Linked DNA regions of Homo sapiens: region 1 is linked to region 2. A link is an interaction called in ENCODE POLR2A ChIA-PET data of the cell type or tissue named here. Cell type or tissue: PC-9. All regions are shown on one strand. Each heading gives the region's core, and the rest is flanking DNA. Links, peaks and the distances in the headings are about the cores only. Region 1 overlaps LINC00400 (long intergenic non-protein coding RNA 400). Region 2 overlaps ENOX1 (ecto-NOX disulfide-thiol exchanger 1).

What was found. ChIA-PET counts read pairs that join two places held together with the same protein. Peaks named below come from ENCODE experiments on the same cell type or tissue, not always from the same donor. Only the 100,000 strongest peaks of a DNase experiment are listed, where the experiment ranks them.
Region 1: POLR2A ChIA-PET joins it to region 2 with 6 read pairs; 1 of 35 experiments calls an interaction of 5 or more read pairs at or near these places.

Annotation. Positions count from the first base shown.
Region 1 is chr13:43,148,368-43,153,750 of GRCh38, reverse strand. All of the region lies in intron 1 of LINC00400 (long intergenic non-protein coding RNA 400), which reads right to left. Among named protein-coding and RNA genes, the nearest start is that of LINC00400, 38 kb to the right of the region's middle. RefSeq lists an enhancer at 1-39. In PC-9, for the core only: no CTCF peak of the experiment used is centred there; no DNase peak of the experiment used is centred there; H3K4me3 peaks cover 289 bases; H3K27ac peaks cover 688 bases.
Region 2 is chr13:43,570,599-43,575,981 of GRCh38, reverse strand. The region is part of intron 2 of ENOX1 (ecto-NOX disulfide-thiol exchanger 1); the gene reads left to right. Among named protein-coding and RNA genes, the nearest start is that of ENOX1-AS2, 120 kb to the right of the region's middle. In PC-9, for the core only: no CTCF peak of the experiment used is centred there; no DNase peak of the experiment used is centred there; H3K27ac peaks cover 475 bases.

The sequences.
Region 1 (5,383 bases), core at 175-5,174, 420 kb after region 2:
AAAGTTCTGCATCCTGGACTGCCACTCTAGTCCTGGGTGAAATATATTAGTTAGTCACCCAACTGCCGTTACCAGTGTTTTCTGATGGTCACACACAGTTACCTGCTTGCATCCCCACCCGGCCTCTCAGCAGCTAGGAATGTGGTCTCTCTCTCTCTCTTTCTCTTTCCTTTGCTAACACTTCCCTACTAACGACCAGAATGTTCGTGCGTCTCATGATTCTGCCTTTAGCTTTCTCTTTTTCTCTCTTCACCATTATAGTGGGTTAAATAGCACTCCCCAACCCCAAATTCAGATCCAACTGAGAACCTCAGAATGTGACCTCAGTTGGACCTAGGATCTTGCAGATATAAATAGTTAAGATGAGGTCCTATGGGATTAGAGTGGGCCCTAGATCTAATGTGACCAATGTGCTTGTAAGAAGAGGAGAGGGCACACAGAGATAGGAAGGCACAGAGGGAAGAAGGCCATGTGGCTATGGAGGTAGCGATAGGAGTGGTGCAGATGGAAGCCAAGGAATGGCAAGGATGGACAGCAACTACCAGAAGCTAGGAAGAGTCAAGGAAGGGTCCTTCTTTAGGGACTTCAGGGGGAGCACAGCCCTGCTGACACCTTGATTTCAAATTTCTGGCCTCCGAAACTGTGTGAGAATAAATTTCTGTTGTTTCATGCTACCCTGCTTTATGGTAATGTGTTATAGTAGCCCTGGGAAACCAATATAATGCTCTTCTTAAGCAATTTTATTCAACCCTCATGGCTTCTATTTCACCTACACTCCAGTGACGTCTACTTCTACTTCACATACACTTGTGATGGGATTCCAGGGGCATCTCCATGGCCTGATGCTTTGAGGAGGATAGAAATAGTCAGGAATACTAATGTCCCAGAATCTGAATCTGTCTAGAACTGACTGCTTATTGATGTGGGTTATTCTGCTCTGTAAGGGGACACACACACATACACATGTGTATGTGCTGGCCTGGAGCTCTTTTCTGAGAGGGAGACCTATGTTTCCAAGCACCTCCTGAAACAGCAGACACAGTAGAGCCAGGCGTTCTGCACCTACTGTGTGTGTAATACATCTAACTCTAAGTTAGTCTCTCCCACATACCTCCTCTTCCCTTAATAATCTTTTCTCTAGGTTAATGGATTCACCAAACACCTGCCTCCCCAGTCTCCAATCTTGATGCTACTCCTGATTATTTCTCCTGCTCTACATTCACCTGTCCACTAAAACCTCACAATTCTCTTGCAGGAACTTCTCTCTGTTGAGTTGGGTGAGGTAGATGGTGCATCCAGCTCAGGCGACCTCCATGGCTCAGTTTCAGACAAGTTTCTAAGCAGGTCTGATGGCCTGGGGCCTGGGCCGGGGGCAGGAGGTCCAGCCAGAAGCCAATCTGGTAAGAGATGTGTATGAATTTTTGAGAGAATAGCCTACATATTTCTGGCTCACCAGCTTATGATATCCAAACAAGGTCATACTTCCCTTTTATAATCCAAATTATTATGGCAGAAGACTTCATCCTGCTTGCCTGCAGGAAATGGGTCTTCCTCAAAGTGTCCTTATGCTATTTCCTAAAGTTCCTGGAGGGATGTCTCATCTGTATTCACAAATCAAACTGGCACCTGCTGGCATCAGAAAGTGCATTAGGCAGGGCCCTTTCGGCCATGTGTGTCAGAGCCCATCACAAACTCGCTTATGAAAGACGAGAGAATAATGGGCTCCCATTGTTGAGAAAGATGCTGCAGCTTTTCATGTAATTGAAGTAGCAGTGGAGGGCACAGCAGCCTCGAGGGCCATGCTAGTGCTCAGCACCTCTGCTGTGCTGCTTCTCTTTTCCCGTCTCTCATTTTTGTCTGTCTCTGCTCTCTTTTATGTACCAGCTTTGTTTTCTCTGTAACCCATGGCACACCACATGGCAGCCCTTGCTTAGCAAACCCAGTGGAAAGGAAGCACCTTTCTCTCCCAACATCTATGAATCAATCCCAGGGACAGACTCTGATGAACTCTGTGTGGGACTCACACCCACGCCTGGGCTGTTGCTGTGTCCAGGGAAAGGGGCACTGTGATTGGCTAGGCCTGGATCAGGAGCCTGTCTTTTCAGCTAGAAGACAAGGTCTGTAACTAGGGAGGAGAGAGCGGAAAGCCAGAATCAATTGCTACCACAGGCCACCACAGCATCATCATTTGTCTTCCTTTCCTGCTCTGGTTCCTGAAGGCCCATGCCTGCTCCCTCCAGAGCCACATGCTAAAGCCTGGGCATTGCTGTCATGAGACTCAGAGCACAAGCAGCACTGCTTAAGTCCCAGTGACAAAGCACATCACAAAGAAGACCCAAAGGGGATTCTTTTATGCAACAACTCCTAGCCTGACACCCAAGGGCCCCTCTTGAAACCAGCAGTCATATCTAGCAAAGGATGTGAGAGGAAGCAAGATGACAATATCCAGCAATGTGGAGCCATGTGAAGAGGAGGTGGAGGTCATCAGACTCAAGACTGTCAAGGACCAAGGACCAAGGGCCGAGGTCAGCCTCATGGTCAGCAGTTCAGTCAGGACCAAATGGGACCAAGAATGGGGAACTCAGAGATGGAACCAGCAGGTGGAGTATTATTAACCCAGGATTTCTTCTAAAAGGTTGAGGTGTGTATGTGTGTGTGTCCCTTTACAGAGCAAAATAACCCACATCAATAAGCAGTCAGTTCTAGACAGATTCAGATTCTGGGACATTAGTATTCCTATTTCTGTCCTCCTCAAAGCATCAGGCCATGGAGATGCCCCTGGAATCCCATTGCAAATGTTTACCTTGCATTTCCAGGCCCTGCTGCCACTTCTTATGGCAACAATAACAAAGCACAATGCCCCATTTGGATCAGGGCCAGCAGAGAGCCAGACAGGGGTGGAAGCGGTGGTATGTTAGCAGGACTGCCTGCTCCTAGAGCGGGAGCCCAGGTACCACCCATTGTCCTGGGTCGTTTGTCACAGGATGCGAGGCTGGTAGTTCTGCTGCAGCCCATTCTGGTCAATATGGGCCAAGACTGCTGGCTGTGCCATTGCCTGGGCCCTGACAAGTCAATAGAGCCAAAGTTGGCAGCCAAGCTGATTTAAAGGGTCCATTTAGACTTATCCTCACTTGCAGTGTGACACACAGATGATTGTGCATGCCTGGAGAGGCTTGGGGAATAGAAGTTTGTGGCTTGACAGAGTGTAATTAACACATCAACTACACAAAGCCCAAAGATGGACTCCGCAGCAACACCATGATTACTCCCAGGAAACACTCTGGAATCGTATCATTCCATCCAAATGCATTGGGACAAGCGTTTATGTGTCTGGATGAAAGTCAAGGCAGATTAAGAAGTGCTTATGCCAGAGGCAGCTTTTCTGACCAGCATGAGGAAGCAAGAGGTGAGAGGAAACCAGAAGGGGCTGGTTAAGTAAATAATGCCACAGCTATGAAACAGAATATGATACATAACTAGGACTTATATTATGGAAGAACATGTAATGACACACTATAATGTAAAAAGGGCAGAATATAAAACTGAAGAAGCAGTATCATCGCAGAACTCCCAAATATTTAGTAATTTTGTGTGCTTTTAGAATAATTTTTAAAAGTTTGTGCACCTGGGTTACTTGCATAATCAGAAAATCTCAAATAGTATTATTTTTAAAGAAACAACACCGAAGGTCAGAATGACCTTTCTCAAGCTAGTAAATATCTTTTAAATCATTGCTACCCTTCCCTCCCCGTTCCCTGGCACTGAATCTTACCCAGGAGTCTTGATTGAGAAGTGAGGCAAGTCCTTTTCCCTTTTCTGCCCTTACTAATAGTTCAGGCCATCAAGGGGCAGAAAGTCCCAGGGTCTAATCTCATATGAGAGGCACACACAGATGGTAAAGAGAGCCATTTCCATGGAGCCTTGAAAAATAAACTGTTTAACTTAATGGTGTTCTATAAAAACCAATTACTAAATAAAACAAATTATAACAAAGCAACACCACAATGGCCATCTGTCGTGAATGTTGTAAAGGAGATTTCTGCATGGAGAAGGAGGTTGAGCCAAAATATCTCTAAGGACTTCTCCAAACCTGAGATTCTATGAAATAAATAATGAGCTGGAATAAAGGGAGAACAGAAGGAAAAAAACAAGTCATCCCTCTCTATCTATAGGTTCCGCAATCTGGATTCAATCAAGCACGGATCAAAAATATTTGAAAAAACAATTAAAAATATCAATAAGAAAAAATCATAAAACTTTTAAACAATGCAACAACAATTTGCATCGCACTTACACTGTGTTAGGTGTTAGTGATCTATAGGTGACTTAAATTAAGCAGGAGCATGTGTGTAGGTTATATGCAAATACTGTGCCATTTTATATCAGGGACTTGAGCATCCATGGATTTTGGTATCTAAGGGGGTCCTGGAAGCAACACCCCATGGATCTTGAGGGATGACTGCATGAGGAAAAACTCTGCTTTATATGTTCTGTGACTTCTGGCACCACTGCCTGAGCAGCCTCAGATTGGTAAAGTAACCCTTCTTTCATGTTCCAAAAATCTTATCCCGTATGTAGCCTGTTTCTCCCTAAAGAACACTTGGCCATCGCCATGCTTCTGTCTGCTTCTCTGTCTCTCTGTCCTTCTGACAGTGCATTCCCTTCGTTCCCTCTGCCAGCAGCATGCAGCCTGAATTGTGGCAAGAAGCTCCCTCATAACCAGCAGATGCCCAAAGGAGAGTGTCCTCTCTGAAAGGACTGAACTCAACTCCTTCTCATTCTTCTACCCTAATGGCTCTGGCACAGAATCAAACACCAGAAAACACATGGGGCAATTTCTCAGGGCATAATGCAGTGGGAAAGCAAGCAGGCGGGGCTCATGATGGCTACACACTATGCTGCCCATGTATTTTAGGACAGTGTGTTTATGTTTGCTATGCTGGGTTTCAGGAATTATTTATCAGATCTAAAACAGAATTTTATTTTTCCTGGTATGTTTGTGGCAAAGGAAGGAGGAAGAGGGAGCTAATATTGGCTAGTAATTGGGAGGCACATTTTAGATGCTTAACTCATTTCACTCTTCTCAAGAACTCTATAGAGTGGGGACTGTGAATCTTGGAGTACTCAAATATCTTTCCCAGGATCATGCAGCCATTAAATGGCAAAGCAAAGGTTGGAACTGGGTTTGTCAGTGTCTTAAGGTTTTATTTAGCCGATTCATAAGCCGATTCAAAAACATAAGATTTTGTTAAATTTTTCTGAGTGTCATGTCATTTGAAAAAACATTAATAAGTGATGTAAAGGTCATACTTGTACCTCACCAATATTTCAGCTTCAAGTTACATGTAATTAAATTGTATAATTTAGATTATAATGATGCCAC
Region 2 (5,383 bases), core at 243-5,242:
ATGTACATTCTTTTAGTTGTTTTTTAGTTTTTAGAAACTTATGTATTACAACATATTGCTAGGATGTGGTTTCTTATATTCTTTGCCCAGGCATTTACCTCCAAAATACAATCAAAGTGAACATCATCCCTTGTCACCATCATGACTGTCAGGCCACTTGTGTTGGTTGACTTTACAGAAGAGGAACCTGGAGTAAAATACCAAAGGGCTAGCCAAGCATTTTACTGGGCAAGGAGTACTACAGCTGGAAATTTGCTAAATTACCGAGGAATCTATGTCTTATTCTTCTGGTAACAATCCTCATCCTATTGTTTTGAGCCTCTGGGATAAATGGTAGCTGTTAATAACCACAATATAAAAGCATCTTGTGTTATAATCCTCTTGAGAAGATTTTAAGGTCAACAGGAAGGCAGAGGTTCTTCTTAGGAACAGTTTAATAAAACAAGTTGTTCAGGAAGGTGTGACCTGAACACTACCTATGGAAATCTTCTGTGTCACTTACCTCTGCCCAGAGTGTAGTTGATGTATTTCCCATCTGTCAGGAGCAGGGCATGGAGAATAGAGAAAGTAGTAGTAGTGTAGCTTCCTGAGACTTAACTGAAATTTGTTTTCTGAAAACTGTCTCATTTTGGCCGACTTTCCACTCAAGTCTCACTTGGGAAGCAGGTACTGTTTGCTTCCTTTTGCAAGGAGGACTTGGAGATTTAAGATGTAAAATGGAGTCAAGCTTCCTAATGGTTCTCATTATGCCATCAATTGAGAAAGTCCTGTGCAGTCCCCTGCGTTCTTTTAAGAGGACTTCACGAGGTTTCTTTTTCAGTGAAGTTAAATATTAAAGGGCCAAGCGATTCACTCCATGCTGGACACTTGTACCTTTTCTCCCAAGATCTAAAATGTTCTTTCATTATAGGTGCTTAAAGCAAATTTTAAATTCAATCTTAGGTGAACTTTTAAAGCAATAAGCTCCTAAGCAGAATGTGGCTCTCTCTTTTGTCATGCCATCTCCCCAGGCGCACTGCTTTTCCTTCCCTACCTTCCCCGCCTCAGAACTGGTTAAGAAGAGGCATGACATTTGGTGTCTCTCCACATGGATGCCAGTCATTGTGGGAAAATCTTAAATAACCTCAATCGTACACACCCAGTGTCTCGCTGTGAATCCTTGAAAATATCCACACAGAGAGTCTAGAGGGAAAGTGTCCTACTAAGATAAAGTATGTTTGTAGGAAACCAGTGGTTTCTCTTTCCTGATAATTCAGGCATGGCAGATTAAAATAGCACAGATGCCCTGACTGAGATGAAAGTGGAAAACAAAAGTGGTATGTTTTAGTCAGCAGTGGGAGTTTTAGAATTCTGAGTGTTCTTCCACCTCTCATATAATTTTGGTTTGTAGCAAATTACAAAGATTAAAAACTTTTGAAACAGTATGCATGACACACATATTAAATCATTTCCATTAATGTCCTCTAAGCATTGATTTTAACCCAAAACATTAATTTTAGTAGAAATTAATGTATTGTACAATGAAGGTCACTTAATAGAGTGGGTATACGCCATTGAGTGCTCAGGCTGAAAGGATTCTTTCATTTGTAGAACTCGCTGACAATACTGCACTTTTACTAATTGGACGGGAAAAGCTGTGTGGTGGCTTGCTTTCCTGATTACCGTCTTTATAACCTTTTAGGACCCATGTCTACCTGAAAAGTCCTTCGCGTGGCCTCTTGTTTTTTCCTATCAGATTGACAGATATATTATTACATTTTAAATAGCACTTAGTCTGTCATATGCAGCATTAGCCTTGAAGATTTGCAGTCCATGTTGTAATTTTGAGAGGGAAAATTGGCTAAATGACAGGAGAAATATGGCAGTTCATGAACAAAATTCTTTCTGAGTTTCATTTTCTGTTCTAGTCATCCATATCCCTGTCACTAACCTCATTAGGTCAAGGGCTTAAAGGCATTTTGTACAGAATTAGCACATTTTACCACCCAAACAGTGGTTTTCCTTCCTGTTTGGGGAAGCAATGGTTTTCAAATACCTCCAATTTTTAACTTGAAAAATTAATATTGCACAATGTATTTTGCCTTGGAAAGCCTTTAATGCTGGATACTGAAGTTTATCTCACTTTTCCCATAAGTCTGTGAACTCCTCAAACTTTTATCAGCAGCTGTAAAGATCAAGCAACTGAATTCACTTCTGTGACAGGACTAGGTTTTTTTCCAGTTTGGAGGTGAACAATATACTATGGGTTTGAATCTTTAAGGAATGTTAGCCATATTTATATTGAATGGGAACTATGGAATGAAATGTGTAGCCCTCCATGGATGTCTGTGTTGCCAGTGTTGTGTTGTGCTGTGTTGTGTTGCCAGCTTACATCTGTGAATTCATCTTAATGGCAGGGCATGAGAACACACACATTTCTTCATTCTTGCCGTGACAGCCACTGCATTTTATTCATGCTAATGTCACGCCCTCTCTTTAAAGAATTTAAAGAATGCACGTATGGTAGTGAGTCTTGGACGCATCTAAAGGTAAAATCAAACAAGCTCCAGAGAATTCATAAAACACTATTTCCATGGTACAGACAAATAACTCTCTTAATATTGAGGCATGGGATTGGAGAAATAAATGGGAATAAGGGCATGTGGGTTCTAATTTTTCAGTGCCTTCTTGGTTGCAGACACTCAGAATGGTGCCAATTTAAAGAAGTAAATCAGTCCTGTGAAGGGAGAAGTCACTGAGATAAGAAAAATGAATAGCATGAGGATGTGAGGCAGTGACATTCAGTCACTAGCAGACCGGCAGTCATTAGCATGCAAGCCTGCTATTAGTTCTCCATGCTTTATGTGATTTCCTTGACCAAGCAGGGAGCCTTTGGAACACTAGTAGCAGTTAATGTCACACAAGTTATTGTTTCTTTCTGGAATGCCTTATATTTTCAGTACCAATGAGATCCTTCACTGTCCCTATGAGCCTCTAAAAATTTAAAGAGAATCGAAGAATGCATAATTTATATATGTCCCAGAGGTAATGAAGTGACTCAATGATATGTATGAGGAGATGATTTTAAATTCCATGTCTTATGCAAGAGGTGATTTTTATGTGAAAATGGCAAGAACTGGCCTCAGGGATAACCAGATAATTATCCCTCTAACAGCAGGGATAGATGCCAGGAGGATTACAGCTGAAAGCTGTGGTGGCTCAGCTATGCCCTTGTGAATCACAATTGCCACAATGGAACACATAGCAACTGATGCACTGCACAGAACACACCTTCCTTCCATCTCTGGAGAGCACCCGCTGGAGACCTTGTGTGTCTGAAAAGGCAGAAGAGCAGAGATTTTCTGTGAAAGAATTCAGTGCAAGACTGACTGAGATTTCTGTTTAACAGAAGACAAAAATTGCTTTTTCCACTTTGGTCTGAGAAATGTTCACTGATGAATCAGCTGAAATCCATTAGTGTTGAAGACATGAGTGCCATGACTCCCCTGGATCATCATTGTTTTCATTGAGCTGTGAGCCTGGAAACCCTCTTCACCTAAGCCTTTTGGTCTATGGAACGTTGGAATTGGAAATGTCTTCTTAGTGCTTCCAACAGGCAAGAAGGCAAAATAATATTCCACTGTCCTCAGCTTAGTTAAGGGTCTCTGTTTTGTTATTTGAGCCAAACAATTCCTAGCATTTGCTTTTAGGCATTTTGTGGCCTATTCATTTTTTCTCTTGGAAAATTTAGGTGCAAAGGTACAAAATCTTATAATCTAATGAGGGAAGGGGTTTATGTGAGCATGGAAGGGCTGGTGAATTGGGGAGAATTTTTTTCCAGCCTGATTCAGTATTTTGCTTTTTGTTTATCTCTATGTATTATAATGTATATGTATGTGTATATATATATTTTTGTTTATATATAGCAACCTTCATTTTTGTCTCAGAAAATGCTCTTCATAAGTAAGTTGCCCTCTAATCTCTTAATTTTTCTTCAGCCTAGGAGACCTTTCTGCTCACTACCCCGGTGACTGCCTGCTCCTGCTTTGAATCCTCCCTTCCTTTTACCTAAGATTGTCTGACTCCTTGCGCATGCACCACCCCCACCGCCCCACCGCTTGTCTGATATATACACACACACAATAGCAAACAGACGTGTAGAGATTGCTGGGAAGGACTTAAAGATTATCCACTTCAGCCCCTTCACCTCACAGATGAGGAATTGGAGGTCTTATATTTCTCTATTTTTAAACAACCTCCTTGAAGTGTAATTTTAAGGTTTGATTTTTGTTTGTTTGTTTGTTTGTTTTTTGAGACAGAGTTTCATTCTTGTTGCCCAGGCTGGAGTGCACTGGCACAATCTCAGCTCACTTCAACCTCTGCCTCCAGGGTTCAAGCGATTCTCCTGCCTCAGCCTCCCAAGTAGCTGGGATTACAGGCATGCACTACCACGCCCGGCTAATTTTGTATTTTTTTTTTTCTTTTTTAGTAGAGGTGGGGTTTCTCCATGTTGGCAGGCTGGTCTCAAACTCCTGACCTCAGGTGATCCACCCACCTCGGCCTCCCAAAGTGCTGGGATTACAGGCGTAAGCCACCGCGCCCGGCCTACTTTTAAGGTTTTAAGGCAATAATAATTAAGCACCCGATTCCCACCTTGAGTTCACATCTAGTTGAGAAGCAAACATGAGAGTGAGACAGATGGAGTGTATACCATAAGCTTTATTACCAGCATGACCGAATTGGAGAATGTGACTTACATCTGTGACCACTTGGACTTAATACAACTCCCTTCTATGTAAACTGAGCCCCCAGTTACAGGCATTGGTAGACAGCCGTCATCCTCCTCTGCTGTGGCAGGCTGCTTAAAGCATAACAGAATAGGAGATTCTGTGCCTTTTATGAATTTAAGGGAGGAAGATAATGAGCTAGTCATGTTCAATTTCTTCTCCCAAACTCAAAAATCAGATAAATTATTCCTTCCCAAGAAGAAGTGAATGAGAAGCCAGAGACTGTATCTTCTGGTGGAGTTGATGTTCTTTCCCCTTTATAGAAACATGAGAAATGAGGGAATAGGCATTTATCAACAAAAGGGATTATGGAACCATTTGCCTAGGGACATCTTGCCTAAAATATACAATATGTAAAATGTTGTCGTGCAAACAGTAGAATCCTTCCTGCTTTGCCCATTAGCTGATTCCTTCTCACCACACCTTTCCATCCCTCTTCCCCTCCACTTCTCACCCAGATGGCCACTGAGGGCTTCTTGCTTAAGCCACAGTTTCTGTAATGAGTCTGGATGAAAGGCACTCATTCACTCTGACTGACTGCAGTTTGTTCTATCCCGGGCTTTTGCCTCCACTGAAATTGCTCTCGATGTCGTGCTTTGCCCTGCACACCCCTTTCT